Linked DNA regions of Mus musculus: region 1 is linked to region 2. The links are chromatin loops, found by intact Hi-C in ENCODE. Cell type or tissue: heart. All regions are shown on one strand.

Evidence for each region. A loop is a pair of places that touch in the nucleus more often than their neighbours do. Peaks named below come from ENCODE experiments on the same cell type or tissue, not always from the same donor. Only the 100,000 strongest peaks of a DNase experiment are listed, where the experiment ranks them.
Region 1: a loop joins it to region 2, with 10 times the contacts of the local background. A loop is called at or near these places in 2 of 42 quality-filtered maps.

What each region holds. Positions count from the first base shown.
Region 1 is chr8:123,372,524-123,375,023 of GRCm38, forward strand. It overlaps Tcf25 (transcription factor 25 (basic helix-loop-helix)), which reads left to right and starts at 1,188. Exons shown (of 18, transcript NM_001037878.4): 1 at 1,188-1,541. The coding sequence starts at 1,350. In heart, a CTCF peak has its summit at 1,146; DNase peaks (open chromatin) are centred at 1,228 and 1,858; H3K4me3 peaks cover 2,078 bases; H3K27ac peaks cover 2,209 bases.
Region 2 is chr8:123,105,097-123,107,596 of GRCm38, forward strand. Rpl13 (ribosomal protein L13) reads left to right here. Exons shown (of 6, transcript NM_016738.5): 6 at 1-148. The coding sequence ends at 106. Among named protein-coding and RNA genes, the nearest start is that of Mir7079, 1.4 kb to the left of the region's middle. In heart, CTCF peaks have their summits at 982 (motif pointing right) and 1,677 (motif pointing right); no DNase peak of the experiment used is centred here.

The sequences.
Region 1 (2,500 bases), 270 kb after region 2:
CAGCGTTACAGGGCAAGATCTTGGTTTGGGTGGTGTACTGGCTAGTTTTGTGTCAACTTGACACAGGCTGGAGTTATCACAGTGAAAGGAGTCAATTGAGGAAATGCCTCCATGAGATCCAGCTGTAAGGCATTTTCTCAATTAGTGACTAAGGGGTGAGGGCCCATTGTGGGTGGTGCCATACCTGGGCTTGGGTTCTATAAGAAAACAAGCTGAGCAAGCCTCCATGGCCTCTGCATCAGCTCCTGCTTCCTGGCCTGCTTAGTCCCAGTCCTGACTTCCTTTCGTGATGAACAGCAGTGTGTATGTAGTGTAAGCTGAATAAACCCTTTCCACCCCAACTTGCTTCTTGGTCATGATATTTTGTCCAGGAATAGAAACCCTAAGACAGGTGGTGTTTTTGTTTTGTTTTAAAAAAAGGTCGGTTGTTGTTGCACACACTTTTGGTCACAACACCTGGGAGGCAGAGGCCAGCATGGTCTGCAAAGCGAGTCCCAGGACAGTCAAGGGTACACAGAGAAACTCTGTCTCAAAAAACAAAAACAAAAAGAACATGGAAAAAGAAAAGATCTGTGCCGAGGATCCCTATGTCCTTATTGTGAAAATCTTCCTGAATTAGAATACACATAGGTAGGGCTGCCGTGACTTCACACCACGGATCCACACCTAGGCAGCTCTCCCCTCACCCAATACCCCTGTAACATGACCACCCCTGTTGCGTTCGCGACAATAAAAAGCAAGCCCTAACACCTAACTCGGCTCGGTGCACGTTGTGGAGAGGAGTTACCCAGTCTGAAAGAAGTTAGGTTGGTTCTATTAAGGTGAAAACTGTCCCTTTGCAGTCTAGTAACAACGTGGAGGTGGGGGACATCGGACAAGTCGCATGGGTAGGCTAGCAGAGAGGGGTTGGGGACTGGGTCCCTCGCTCCTGTCATAGCAGAGGTCTTTGCACACGGGCCTTGCGGCGTGCGCACCTGCTCTCACGGCCTCCTCGCCTGCCCCACCCCTGCCCGCTCGCCCCCAGGCTCGCCCCCGGGAATCGCGTTCGTGCGGAGCAGCGCTCTGAGCCTGCGCGTTGCTGCCCGCCGCACAGCCGGCTTTCTGAAAGCCAGCCATCTCCAAAGCCGAAGCACCGCACCACGGCCGCCGCTAGGGCCCGACTCTCGCGAGAGCTCCCTGGGCCACCCTTGCACCTTCCCCGACTCCACGGGGAATTGGGAGGAAGTTCCGGAGAGCCGCGGCGCGCAAACGCGACACGCCAATCTTGCGCCAGCGCGCCGCAAGTGCGCAGGCGCCGCCACACTGCTGCTCTTCCTCGTCCCTCTGCCCACATCAGGCTGTCGGGTCCTATGTCGCGCCGGGCCCTCCGGAGACTGAGGGGGGAACAGCGCGGCCAGGAACCCCTAGGGCCCGACGCCTTGAAGTTTGTCCTCCTTGATGACGATGACGCAGAGGAAGAGGGACCAAAACCGGGGCTGGGTGGCCGGCGCCCCGGGGGTGCAGGGAAGGAAGGAGTCCGTGTCAACAACCGGTTTGAGCTGGTGAGGAGCTGGGCAACCTGAGGGGGGGGAAATGGTGGGGGCATGACGTCATGCGAAGGGGCACAAAGTTGGGTCTGGACTGCAGTCGAGTGGGCGGAGAGAAGGGACTGCGCCGCATCGGGGAAGGCGGGTCTTCAGCCGCAGGGTGGGTGGGGTGAGGAAGCCGTGTTCCCCGTCCGAGATCGAGTGGAAGGTGGAAGAAAATGCCGAGCGAAGGGGCTGCTAAAGGCTAACGGGGGTGCCGACAAGGGGCTGAGTGACAGGACTTTGCTGCAGCATAGGGCGTGTCTCGCGGCTGTGTCCAGAGACGTGACGTGACGCAGGGCAGGACGGGGCAGTGACGTCAGAGTGGGCGGGGCGTGACATCCGAGACAGCTAAGGGGGAGGGGCACTGTGGATGGCGAGTGGGAGGTGGGGTTCAGTTGGGTCTAGGCTTCACTGAAGGAGTAGGGTTGTTCTGTCCGGGGCAATGGGATGGTAGGGTAGGCTTGGTTTCATTTCTGCGACTTGAGGGAGGTCTCTCTTCTGCAAACATTTCGGCTTATTCATCACAGTACTTCTGTGTGTCCCAGCTACTTGTACCTATCGTATCGTATTCCTCGCAGCAGAAAATTGGGTAGCAGTCCTGAGCCCCGTGTTTTTCCTTACGACAGACTGACCTGGGTCTGCAGTTTCATATGTGTATAAATTATGATTCTGACTTCATGTGTGGGCAGATAATATGTCTTTTCCTCGTATCTCCAACTTCCACATATGGTAAGGTGTCAGTGGCCATTTTCGAGTGAGTAAAAAGATGTAATGTGTCTGAGACTCTCAGTCTTGCAGTGAATTGTCTCAGCTAGCTGGGACACACGGAAGTACTGGGTCTTCCTCAAGTCGCAGATATGAAACCATGTCTATCCTACTGTTGCAGCACCCAAGACAGCACTACCCCCAGTTGTCCCCAGCTTTTTATCAGT
Region 2 (2,500 bases):
GGCTTTTGCCAGTCTCCGAATGGCCCGTGCCAATGCCCGACTCTTTGGCATCCGAGCAAAAAGGGCGAAGGAAGCTGCAGAGCAAGATGTTGAAAAGAAAAAATAATTCTGTGTTGGAGAGCTGCAATAAATTTTCCATAAAGCAAAAGCTGGGTTTCTTTGTCTTTTTTTCTTGAGCAATAGTTGTGTGTTGCAGGTTTGAGTTAGAAGGTATTCCTAAGAGATGTGATTGAGTTTCAGCATTTTGGGCCTTAGTTATAACTGAGTGGGTGGGAGACTGCTGTTAACACCAGCTGCTGAGCTCAAACGTCGTAAATGCCATAGCCCAGCCCTAAAATTAACTTCAGCAGGGTCTTCCTTGGGGTGGTCGCTGTCTACTGTATCAGTAGCTGTAGCAGGCTCTTCTAACTTAGCCCAGAGGAAGGCTGGTGCCTGGATTTTGTAGTAACTTGCCCCTCTCTTCCCTGGTGTGACAGGATTAGGTTTGCCCCGACAGTGACTTAGAACCATGGGAGTCCTGTATTACCCTGCATGTGCAGTGCCTGTGGTGCCTGAGGCATTCTTACTACATACAAAGAGGAGAGCCCCAGAGATAGGTTTTGGGGCCTGAAGTTTTTTCTTTTTGGCCCAAGCATTCTTCAATACCTGCCTTGTCCCCCAAGCAGTAAACCACTAGAAAGCACCCTGGAAATGGGTCCCATGTTTGAAGGATTGAAGTTACTTGGAAGAGTAACGGGGGTAACATGCCTACCAGTTCGAGGGCACCATGCTGTGCCCTAGGAACAAGATATATAGGATGGCCAGGCATTGATGGCACACACCTTTAATCCCAGCACTTGGGAGGCAGAGGCAGGCGGATTTTTTAGTTTGAGGCCAGCCTGGTCTACAGAGACATTCAAGGCTAAACAGAGAAACCCTGTCTCAAAAAAAAAAAAAGATAACCTAGGATGGTGCTAGACTTGGTCATATATGAATGTCCACAAGGGGGCAGAAGTTTTTAGTACAGGTATGGTAAATGTGAAATTTATTTGTGTTAGGCCTTGATATATGTGTTGTGTACAAATCTGAGAAGGATTTAAAATCGTAAGATACCATCAGGAAGTCTGGCCCTCTGCAAGAGCAAGTGTGCTTAACCACCCACCAGCCATCTCTCCATCCCCAGGTGAGGGGAAGAACTTGATGCCAGGCTATGAGTGCAATTGAACATCCTTAGAATTTGTGGCCACTTACACAGATCAGCTCTAGTAACATTTAGTACCATCTAGGGACCATTTTGGTCTTTTTTTTTTTTTTTTTTAATTTATTTAAATAAGTGGACTGTAGCTGACTTCAGACACACCAGAAGAGGGCATCAGATCCCATTACAGATGGCTGGGAGCCACCATGTGGTTGCTGGGATTTGAACTCAGGACCTTCCGAAGAGCAGTCAGTGCTCTTACTCCCCTGAGCCATCTCTGCAGCCCCCATTTTGGTCGTTTCTTTGGGGTTGCCCCTCACTCTGTTTTTGAGACAGTCACTGTGTACCCTAGCTGTCCTGTGTAAACTAGGCTGGCCTCAAACTCATATCCTCCTGCCTCTGTTCCCTTAGTTTTGCTTTTTTTGGTTTTGTTTTTTTAGATTGATTTATTTATTGTTATATGTGAGTACACTGTAGCTGTCTTCAGTCACTCCAGAAGGGGGAGCCAGATCCCATTGCAAATGGTTGTGAGCCACCATGTGGTTGCTGGGATTTGAACTCAGGAACTTTGGAAGAGCAGTCAGTGCTCTTAACCGCTGAGCCATCTCACCAGCCCTCCCTTTGGTTTTAAAAATGTTGTAAATTTAGTTTTTGATTTTAGATAGCCGTTTCCTGTGTAGGTAGCCCTGAATAGCCAGACACTCAGGCTTGCCACTGCCTGCCAAGTTCTGCATAGGTGTGTGCTATTGCTCCTTGTATCCTTTTAAGAATGTATATGTGCCTTCATGCTCATGCGTTTATGTGCACCCTGGGCCTGCAGGAGCTTGCTGTAAACTGCATGGACTCTGGGAAGCTCCTCTGCAGTAGTGGTTAGAATGGGTAGGTGAGGTGAGCTAAGCCTGGCTGGGTGACTGCAGCTACCCAGGCAGGTGCACCACATCCCCCTGGAGCTGCAGGTGAAGGCTCTCGGAAGGTGCTGAAGAGATTGGCCCTGGGTGAGGGTGCTAGCTGCTCTTGCAGGGGACCAGGATTCAACTTCTAGCACCTGCATGTTTGTTCACAACTATAACTAGTCCCCAGGGATATGAAGCTGCCTTCCAGCCTATGCAAGCAAAATGACCTCACGTGCACAGAGATATATGTAGACAAAAGACCAATATATACATAAAATTTTCTAAAGGCACTTGTGAGCTCCCAGGCATAGATACTGGGGAACAAACACAAGCGCCTTTAACTTCAGCCATTTCTCCACACATACACCCCACCTCACCCCTGCCCTTTCCTTGCTTTGATGCAGGGTTTTATTGAGTAGCCCATCGGGGC